2 separate regions of the Homo sapiens genome follow, and region 1 is linked to region 2. Evidence: chromatin loops called from intact Hi-C (ENCODE). Cell type or tissue: GM12878. All regions are shown on one strand. Links, peaks and the distances in the headings refer to the core of each region. The heading gives the core; the rest is flanking DNA.

The links. Hi-C counts contacts between places; a loop is a spot of excess contacts. Peaks named below come from ENCODE experiments on the same cell type or tissue, not always from the same donor. Only the 100,000 strongest peaks of a DNase experiment are listed, where the experiment ranks them.
Region 1: a loop joins it to region 2, with 12 times the contacts of the local background. A loop is called at or near these places in 66 of 110 quality-filtered maps.

The regions. Positions count from the first base shown.
Region 1 is chr2:72,971,297-72,976,667 of GRCh38, forward strand. SFXN5 (sideroflexin 5) reads right to left here. Exons shown (of 14, transcript NM_144579.3): 11 at 274-389. Among named protein-coding and RNA genes, the nearest start is that of EMX1, 56 kb to the left of the region's middle. In GM12878, for the core only: a CTCF peak has its summit at 2,502 (motif pointing left); a DNase peak (open chromatin) is centred at 2,517.
Region 2 is chr2:72,889,916-72,895,286 of GRCh38, forward strand. SPR (sepiapterin reductase) reads left to right here. Exons shown (of 3, transcript NM_003124.5): 3 at 1,432-2,243. The coding sequence ends at 1,622. Among named protein-coding and RNA genes, the nearest start is that of SPR, 5.2 kb to the left of the region's middle. RefSeq lists enhancers at 2,265-2,766, 3,604-3,693, 4,094-4,383. In GM12878, for the core only: CTCF peaks have their summits at 2,976 (motif pointing right) and 3,892 (motif pointing right); DNase peaks (open chromatin) are centred at 3,936 and 4,256; H3K27ac peaks cover 488 bases.

The DNA.
Region 1 (5,371 bases), core at 241-5,240, 81 kb after region 2:
CCTCTGGGTGAGACAAGCAAGAAGCTGGGTCCTGAGGGGCTGCGATAAGAGACAGGAACTTTTCACAGCAGTGAGACCATGTCCAGGGGAACATGCGGGAGGCCAGAGGCCCAGACTCATGCAGATTGGAGGTGGGGGTGGGGTGAGGAGGAGACATCAAGATGCCAAAATAAGGGTACCCTGGATAGAAGCCTGTGGAAGACACACGCTAAAGGAAAACCACTCCCCTCCCCTGTTGCTGGCCTCCCCAACCCTGCGAACCCCCAGACCCACGTGTCGGGCTGCGATCTTGGAGGAGCCCACGAGGTTGCCATCGCTGTCCAGGACATCAATCCCTTCCTCCAGCTCCCCGTACCGCATCAGGACCACATTGCAGATATTGGCACTGGCTGCAGAGAGAGGGGATGCAGAGAGCAGGATGAGGAGGAAGATGGCATTCCACCTGGAGGGAGGTCACTACACTCCTTCCTACGCAAGCCTTGGGGTTCTGTGTTCAAATGCATGGGCAAAGGTTAGGGAAGGGGTGGTTCTGTTGTCCATCTGCCTATCAGCCTGGTGAGGGATCTGGGGGCCCTTGGGAACCTGGTAAGTGAAAGTGGAAAAGAACAGGTATCAGGGAGGACACCCGTTCTGGCCTCAGAGAGCGGCCACTTACCGAGGGGCTGCTTTCCTCTCCTCCAGGGCAAGCCCACTAGGCAGGCAAAGTGGGTGTCCATCTGGGAGGGCTCTCTGACCTGAAGTCGCATCCCCCCTGACCCCGAGGCCTGATGTTCCACCATCACTGGGGCCCTTGCGCTGCCCTATCCTCTTAAACTGTCGGTCCAACATCCAGCCCCTCCTGTCTCTGAGCAAATCAAGTTCCCAGAAATTTGCCTCCCTGACAGCAGGTGCCAGAGAGGCAGAAACCTCAGTGTTCACCCAGCACCACCCCCTCATCATATGGATGGAAGACTGAGGCTCAGAGAAGAGGAGTGACTTATCTGAGGTCACACAGCAGAGTGGGACAGAGCAGAAAGGCTACAGTGCCTCTGCCTCTGAATACTCAGGGGGCAAGAGGGTTGGGGCAGGAGCAGCGGGCTGAGTTAAGGGCAGACCTTCTCCATTCTTGCTTCCTATGGCTGAGTGCCTGCCTTTGGCTAGGCCCCTCTGCCATCTGAGATCTTGGGAACCTGGGCTAAGGGGAGGGTTCCCGGCTCCTTAGTGAAGCACTGGTTGTTGAAGTCTGGGGCCACCCATTAGCTGGCAACTAGCTCAGGGATCCTCTTTCTGCTCCCCCATCCTGGGACTCACATGACTGGGCCAGGCCCCGTGGCCCAGTGCAGTGTGGGTGTTGACCCCGCCTGAACTCTCCCAGCCCCGCTGCAGGATGGAAGTGGGGGGACCTGGGAGGGGTGGGCAGGTGGGGAGTGGGGGGTGACAAATGCAGAGTCTGCCTGCTTCACTCCTCCCCCCAAAGCGCCTTGCTGTGTTTAAAGTTTTAATTTTTGCTAATTAATGTCAATTAATTTTGTATAATGAGTGTTTAATTTTGGGGAGTGTGTGAGCCTGGGAGCGACTGCAGTTCTGGGCTGTGAACGCTGATTAGCATCAACACCTGCTGCTTCCCCCTCCTTCCAGTGGGGGGGGCCACCAGGGTTTGGGGAGCTGGAGGGTGGCGGGGCCTAGTGGGCAGGCGGAGTGGGAGGGAGACCACAGATGCTCCTGGGGCCTGAGCCAACGAGTGGTCCAGGGTGCTCACAGCTGGGGCACAGGGTTCTGTGGGTGAGGTGTGGCTTGAGACCCCTGGGGCCTCAGTCGCCTGTTTCATTAAAATGGGGAGGTGGAATAAACAGGGGAAGACCGAGAGACTCTGCAGTCTTTGGAGAAGAAAAGCAGGAGGCCAAATACAGTTCTAAAATGTATTTAGAGCACACACACCATCTTCGAGCATCTCTCCTGCTTCCACCGACGCTCAGTGCAGTGGAAACCATGGGCAGTCCCTCTGTGTCCCGGGCTCTCCTGCCCCACAACAGGCATGCTCACCTGCCCTAAACAGCCGCTCTCTGCCAGGGGCGGTTCTGTGGGGCATTTGGCCATGTTTGAGGGCATTTTCAGTGATTGTGATCTAGGGGTCAGGGGTTGCTGCAGGCATCTGGTGGATAGAGGCCAGAGGTGCTGCTAAACATCTCGCAAGGCACAGGACAGTCCCCCCACCAAAGGATCATCTGGCCCCCAAATATGTCAACATTGCTGACACTGAGAAACCCTTGTTTTCACCACAGTCAGTGACAGACAGAATTAGGAAGCTGAATCCAAGGTAAAGGAGATCTGGTTAGCAGGGCATGACCAGGAGGGGATGGGAGCCTGGGTTTGGGGCCATCGGGCTTGGGTTCCAATTCTGGCTCCATATCTCTCCCGCCTCAGCCCCAGGCGCCCAGGGCTCAGGGCCCAGAAGGGTCCCCCAGGGTAGCCTTGGGAAGCAGCCACCTGGCCTCTGTGTTAGTGACATGCCCTCTAGTGGCCTTAGGGAGGCTATGCATCCCCCATGCCCTTGGAGCTGCCAGGCTTTCGGTTCCCAGGAGACCTAAGAAAACCGTTGAGAGGACAGTGGGGTTTTCTGCCCTGAAAGGCATCAATCCTAGCCCTCTGATGACGCTGTCCACCATACCACCACCACCGCCACTCCCAGAAAGGCAAAGTTACAGGAATGTGGTCCAGGAGACGAGCATCCTGCTAAAGTCAGGAGCTACCAGCTCACTCTGGGGACTTGAGCCATTGCCACCCAACCCCACCTTGGCTTCTCCGGGCATAAAAGGAGGGGCAGAATGTAGGGTCTCCATGGGATTTCTGGGTGCTGGCTGAGCTCACACAAAATGTCAGCCTCTGCACCTGTGCCCATGCCAAGTCAGGGGAAAGTGGGGACAGCTGAAATGTCTCCAGCCCCCATTTTGTGTGTGTATGCATAGGGGAGACAAACAGAAGAGAGAGTGTGGATCTGGAGGTGGTAGTGGACCAGCCCTGACTCACGGTGGCATCTCACTCTCTCCCTGTAATCTCCAAACATTAAACATGCGGCGAGCAGGACAGCTTTGGTTCAAACACAAAACCACTGAGATGAAAGATGAAGCATGAAAGGAAGTGAAAACCCAGCCTCCTTCCCCTCATCCAGCCCCTCCAGGACAATTCTGAAGCTGCCTGAATGGAAAAAAAACAGAGAAAACCCTAAAAGTCATCTCAGAATGATGGTACCTGCCCCCTCCCCAGGCTCCTCCCTTGAAACCGGCAATTCTTACAGCCTACACAGATGGCACATGACCTGCAATCTCTTCTGTTGACTGTGTACATTGGTTGGCCTTTATTGAGCACCTGCCGTATGCAGAGGCTACCAGCCATCCATGCCCTTGGGCAGTGGGAATGCCAGCCTGTTACAGTGATTTCATTTCCATGAGCTCATCCCAAACTTTCAATTCTGCCATATCCTTTTCAAACTGTCCCTGATCCTTCCCATCCCACTCCTGGCAAGTCCGGCTCCTGTGACAGGGACACTGAGAGCCTAAGCAAATGATAGAGAGAGAGAGAGAAAAAAAAAAAAACAGAGACAGAGAGAACAAGAACATGCACAACCCTGGGGCACAGGTCTCCTCTCCAACACACCAGCAAGATCTATTATTGATGGTATCAGCAGGTTAATTAAGCAGCCTGTTAGTGATGATGTTAAGAAAGCTGGCACATTTTCAACTCAGATTGACACCATTCAAGACTCAGGCATAACTGATGTTTGAGCAGCAATGTGGGAGATGTCAAGGAATGAGAGAGAGAAAGAGAAGGAGAGAGAAAGACTTTGCTTCTTGATGATGGCAAGCTCAGTGTTAAGTCCTGAAGAGAATTTGCTCTTGCCTGCTGCAGATGTTCTCACATCCGACCCATTGCGATGCAAAATCATGCAGATTGTGAAAAGCTAATGAAGCACCCGGTGTAAAAGGGGCAGTGTGGGGAGGAAGAAAGAGCAGTAGACAGAAAGACAAATGTGCAAGAAAGTTCTCCAAAAGAAGATCATGGGGGAGCCTGCCCCTGAACTAGGGCAGGAATAGACAAGCAGATCAATGCAGTACACTAGTCCTGCAACTCACCCATCTGTCAGGGAAATTAATTGGTAGTAAAGCAGTTCTATCAACTCACAGGGAAAGGACCATTTAAACACAGACATGCAGCAATGGGCTACTGATTTGGGGAAAATAAACTACCATAACTCCTCAATTCTACGATGCACCTTCCCATATTTTAATGTTTTAAAAATCATAATGTGCCTTACAATGAAAGTCGTCAGAGAAGGGAATCTTACCTGCTACTCAACACAATTGCCTGTACATGTGTGAATGCAGCCATGTGTACAGGTATCCATTCATTCAAGTGTCACCTCAGCTGACCACAGCAATCCATACAGAATTTGAACTTAAACTTAGATTCCTAATTGTTGCCTAAAACATCTTTCTAAAACTTACACTATAATGGAGCACGGACATGAAAAGTTATTGTACATGCAGAAGATCGTCTGCCAGATACCAGGCAATGCAATTAAAGACAGTAGAAATTGCCAAACCATAGATAGCTACCCTAAAGAAATGCTTGCCCATATGCACAAAGAGACATTTACAAGGATGTTAATTATAGCACTGTTTGTAAGAGCAAATAATTAGAAACAACCTAAATGTCCACCATTAGGGAACTCACATGGGAAGATCTCCAAAACAAACTGTTATGTGAAAAAAGCTACTGAGTATGTACATGATGATTTACTGTATGTAAAACCCTGTAATTGGCATATGCACATATATGTGTGCATAAATCCACAGGTAATGTTTTGGAAGGTTCACAGCTCACAGAGTGGTCTGCTTGGGGAAAGGAATTCAATTTGAGAATTAGGGGTTGTTGAAAGACTTCCACTTTTTTACACCAGAATTTTCTATAATATTTAAATTTTTACAGTGAGAATATAATCATGTTTCATTTACCCAAAAAGTAAAAAAAAAAACTGCCAAACTTCTTGAAGAAGATCACACACATTTTAAAGCCAGCAGGGATTGACGTAACCTAGTCATGGGTCCCACACTTAGGTACCTACAACATGTCGGCTTCCTAAAGAAGCTGATTAATTTCAGGAATATTTTTTTTCTTCAAGTAAAGAACAAATATGAGACCTAAGTATAACCAAATCAGAAATGCAAACAAAAATTCCCAATATTCTTTTATATGCTTTGAAATTATACTATTCATCTTAAACAGGCTAAAGGAGTGGAGATTAGAAGCAGGACTACAAAAAGCAGTGGTGGCCACGATGCTGTGTTTAACAACCAATGCCCAAAAAAGAACAAGAAAATGTGAAGGAGGCTTA
Region 2 (5,371 bases), core at 319-5,318:
AAAATAGTCAAGGACCAGGAGATAAATTCTCCCTCCAACCCTGGAATTCTCTGATGTTCTGCCCTCGAGGACCATTAACTGCAAATATTGGGGTGCATGAGTGATTCCTATGTGAAGAATAGAACGTGCTTGCAACAGTTCAAGAAGGGAACAATTCCTTTAGGTGGGGAGACTAGAGATGGCTTTATTGGAGGTAGCTGAACTGGACATTGACCTTGGTTGTTGGCAGATGGAAGGCATTCCTGATGAAAGGAAATAAAGGTGCGAAGGCTCACTGTGGGCGTGGCAGGTCTTCAGTTTGCCTGTAGAGTAGGTGTGCCCAGAGGAGGGCAGACTAGGATGCCTTGAGTATTAGGCCAGGCTACTGGGAAGCTGTTGAGGGGTTTTGAGCGGAGGAATGTTGTGATCCCAGTGATGTTTTTGTTTGTTTATTTGTTTGTTTGTTGAGATGGAGTCTCACTCTGTTGCCTAGGCTGGAGTGCAGTGGCACGATCTCGGCCACTGCAAGCTCCACCTCCCAGGTTCACGCCATTCTCCTGCCTCAGCCTCCCGAGTAGCTGGGACTACAAGCGCCCGCCACCACACCCGGCTAATTTTTTGTATTTTTAGAAGAGATGGGATTTCACCATGTTAGCCAGGATGGTCTCAATCTCCTGACCTCATGATCTGCCCGCCTCGGCCTCCCAAAGTGCTGGGATTACAGGCGTGAGCCACTGCACTTGGCCTAGGCTCAGGCAATTCTAGTGCCTCAGCCTCCACAGTAGCTGGGACTACAGGCATGTGCCACCACACCTGGCTAATTTTTGTATTTTTAGTAGAGACAGGGTTTCACCATGTTGGCCAGGCTGGTCTCAAACTCCTGACCTCAAGTGATCCTCCTGCCTCAGCTTCCCAAAGTGCTGGGGTTGCAGGTGTGAGCCACTGCAGCTGGGCCCCAGTGATGTTTTAGTAGAATGAGTTTAGTAGAGGGCTACAGAAGGAGCTGAGGCAGGGAGAGAAGCAAGGTTGTAAAAAGGGCCTGATTGTCGGGATGTGTAGATGCTGAAGGGTCCTACCTGGTGCCTGGTTGGCTCTGGGGACGATGGGGGAGGGAAGGAGGAAGTGATGGACGTTTTGAGTCTGGGAAAAGAATACTTCATTAATAGAAATGGGAATGTCAGGAGGTGGTGCTGGTTGGACAGGAGATGAGAATCTTGGTTTTAGACATGGTAGTCTAGAGGGTCCATGTTCAGTGGGCTTTTGAATTTCAGTCCAGAACTTGATGGTGACAAATTGGAGCCTTTGGCAACCCTGACCACACATTTCAGCCAAGATGACGTGTTTCCTCTGGCCAGACCTGACTCAGCCCCACCCCCGACATAAAACAGGGACCTGAAACCTTCTGTCCCTGCCTTGGCCATGTTCCCTCATCGTCTCCTTTTCATCCTCTAGGTCCTCTGGACACAGACATGCAGCAGTTGGCCCGGGAGACCTCCGTGGACCCAGACATGCGAAAAGGGCTGCAGGAGCTGAAGGCAAAGGGGAAGCTGGTGGATTGCAAGGTGTCAGCCCAGAAACTGCTGAGCTTACTGGAAAAGGACGAGTTCAAGTCTGGAGCCCACGTGGACTTCTATGACAAATAAGCCCATGTTTTTGGCTTCCTGAACCTTTTTGCCCCCACTTTTAGACATACCCCAGAGCCCTGTGGCTCCCCACACCCTGCCATAGGGGCAGTCCTGCCTTACACATAGAAGCATTCATGCCTGCTGCCCTGCCCTCAGGCACAGCCAGCTGTGAGCTCCCAGGTCATTGGCCTTACCAGTTGTCAGGAGTCTGTGCTGTGCACCCTGGGTTATAAGGAGGCTTAGGAGAGAGGTTATGGGTATTGGTGTCTCTATCCCCAGGAATAGAACTTAAGGGGTGGGAAGAACAGGAAAAGAAGCTGGAACACAGAAGAGAGGAGGTTGTGTCTCTTGCTCATAGCAAGCCTGTGGGTAGAGGAAAGAGTGATCTGGTGTCGAATAGGAGGACCCATGTAGATTCGCAGATGGCCTGGATGGGAGGAAGGGCAGACGGTACATGTCCCAGCCCACATAGATGCCCCTTGCTGAGGGTAGCAGGACCTTCTGTTGAACTTTGTGTCCTCACTCTGATGTCTCCTTCCTTCAGAATCTACCACCCCTCCCCCAGGCTGGGAGAAGGGGCTCCTGGGTGTCTGTATACACGCCAAAGGCAGATACAAATAAAATACAGATTGTCCTTTCTTCATGCTTGCTTTCTCCTCTGATACAGGGCCTATGACTGACTGCCTGGTTCACTGGGCCCAAGGCCATTCCCAAGGCAGTTAACCCAAAAGTGAGGTGTTGTCCTTATTTCCTAGGGAGCTTTCCGGGGGCCATCTGCCTCCAGTCATCAGGCCCCACTCAGTGGCAAGCCCAGGTGCAAAGTTGCCCACAATCGGCATGCCTGCTTTTTTGTGCTGTTGCCCACGCTGACCCCAGCCTTGATAGCCCTTTTCTCACCCTGGGCTATTCAGAATACCCATCTTTTAGGGCCCAGCTTACAGCCTGCCCTCCACATGGCCCTAAAGCCTGGGTCCTTTCCCCAACTCTGTGGATTGCCAATTCCACCCCCTGTCCACGTGGCAATGCTGTGAATGGATGCCAGCTGCTATTGGCCCTTTTGGCATTGTCCATCTGGCCCATGGTCCAGGTCGTCAGTGGGGTGGGCTTAGGACCAGCATGCCTTTGGGGGAGATGGGCAAGATTCCAAGAAAGGGAAGCTCTGAGAAATCAGGGCTGCAACCAAGCCAATCCTTGTGCAGGTTGGTAGACATAGGCTGGGCTGCGAGCTCCACGGCAGTGGTGGTCTGCAGCCAGCACCCTGGCCCCTGGCCATATTTGGGAGAAGGAAGCGTGGTCCCCTGCCCGCTGACTCCAGGACTCAGCCTGCCTCTGAGTGTGCAGAAGGGAACTCCTCCTTGTGCTCAGCAGAGGGCGCATGGAGGCCGCGCCTTTTGCTGAAGGGCAGGCCCTAGGCTGAAGCTGGCAGTGCCCTGCCTGCTCCCCTAGGAGGGAATGGGCGAACTTTTACCTGGTCCAGCAGATGCCTTGCCCTCATGCCCCCATCGAAGTAGAAATCACTGGGCTCAGGTTCCTGCTCTGCCACAGCTGGTAACCCAGGGCAAGTTTCTTCTCTGTGCCTCAGTTTCCTTATCTGAAAAATGTGGATTATAATGGCACCTACCCTGAAGGGTTATTTTGAACATTAAGTGACCTAATGTTTGTAAATGTTCAGCACAGTGCTAGCATTGTGGTAAATGCCCTGTAGATGCTAATATTATTTATTGCCTTTAAATATCAAGATCCAGCTCATCCTGGAACTCTGCTGGAAGCCTCCTCTCCTCTAGACAGTTCAGACATCCTCCCCTGCCTGACTTGAGGCAAAAACTCTCACTGTACTGCCCCTATTCAGCCTCCTGGAGGTGAGGGTGGGGTCTGGTCTGGATACCTTGTCTTGGATTTACAGGAAAATGTGTGAACTTTGGAGTCAGGAACCTTCAGTCCCACTACCTTGTCTATGACAGAGATGCTGTGGGGTGTTGGGCAGAGCCCTGCTCTCTCTCTGGGCTTCAGTTTCCTTAGAGCAGTGAACTCCAAGATTCTTTCCTGGACACCTTCGTCTGAGGTGTTTCCAGTGTGGTGAGGCCATGGATTATGGCAGCCTGGGCTGCCTTTCATGACGTGGTGGGTGGTGGGTAGGTTTCCTCACCAGGCCCCTTGCTCCTGTGGGAGTGTGAGGGTGGGCAGTGCCAGTCCAGCTCCTTGTGGATGATCATCGGGGTTGACTCTGTACCTCCCCTCTAGGCTGGTTGGCCAGGGGCTTAGTGAGGAGTACCGCTTGTCCCCACGAGGTGGCGAGGCCCTCCCATGCCTGACATTTGTCTTCTCTGAGCCCAGAGATGTAAGAGCTTCGGAAGTGCTCTCTTGGGCTATCTCTCCCTGCAGCCCAGGATTCTGGACTCTCGGGCCCCCAGGGAATTGGGGAGATCAGAGATGGGCAGCATCACTCTTCCTGTCAGGTCCCGAGGCCTCTTCAGTGACCCACAGTCTCTGCCCTCAGGGATTTCCCAGACCTTGCTCCCAGCCCTGGACTCAGCCTCCCCAGGTCCACCCACACTGAGGCATGGAGGCTTTTGTGGCGGCCTCCAGGCCATAAGCAGCCACCCTCCAGGGGCTAACCATCTGTGTTCCCCAACCGCATGACCTGGCCTTGGCCACCGCACACATGAGCACACGTGAGTGCACACACACAAATACATGCCTGCACATGCCCAGGGCCCAGCTGCTGGAGCGAGCAGGGCCATAGATGAGCTAAAAGACAAACGAGGTTCCTCTTTGTCTTTGGTGTGAGAGCGCTGTGCAGTTTTTGGTTTTGTGTTTAATACACCTGCACTGGGGCCAGCAGCTGGCCTGTAAGGAGCAGGGGGAGTGAGGGGAATATTCCAGGCCAAAGCCAGTGTCCAAGAGCATGACCAGCTGGGATTAGTCTGGTCAAGAGGTTCCCCCGAATCCCCAATTCCTGTCCTTCCTCCTATGAATACATATGTGTGCCCCCACACCCAGGCTGGTGCTGAGTCTGTTGTCAGCCATCAGGGTCACCCGCCCGGGATGTACTCCATCCTAGCATCTCCCCGTGCCTCACCCCAGAGAGCTAAGCCCTGGAATGCTGCCTCCTGGCCTCCTTCACCTTCGTCCTTTCCCATAGAACATGGCCTCATAGGCTAGCATGCATGCGATAATTCTGACTCATATGGCAGGTGAGCACACCCAAAAGCGCCCAGGCGTGCCCTCGCTACTGGGCTCCCGTGTGATGACAGGGAGGTGGGTGAAGATGACTCCAAGTCCCCTGGGGTAGAAACCCCCTGAGGTGGCACCTCTCCAGCCCTCACATCATCTCTCAGTGATCTGGGGTGTAAAAGCAGGGGAGTGGACCAGAAGCCACTAGACAGCTTGCTGGAAACCAGCTGAGGAATCACTCTGAACCTCTGGGGTTAGCTGGGGGAGCCGATGGAGGGTAGGGCTCTGAGCCTGGAGCGAGCCATCCTTGCCCCACTCCCCAGTCCTGAGGTCTCCCACCTGTGGTGCTGGGAGGCGGGGAGCAGCACAGATGTTGTCTCAGACTTTTGAAGTAGAGCCCACTCCCACGAGGGAATGATTGTTACTTCCCAGCCAGCCTCTCCTACCTCACCCTTTGTCTCTCCTTTCATCCATGGTAACTCCATCTTCAGCCCTAAGAGCCCTTCGTGTGAGCCAGGAGAGTCCCGGACTTCTTTTTTCAGTGAGGAGCTGGGGGAAAGGAGGAAGGGAGAGAGAAGGAAATGCCTATCCCT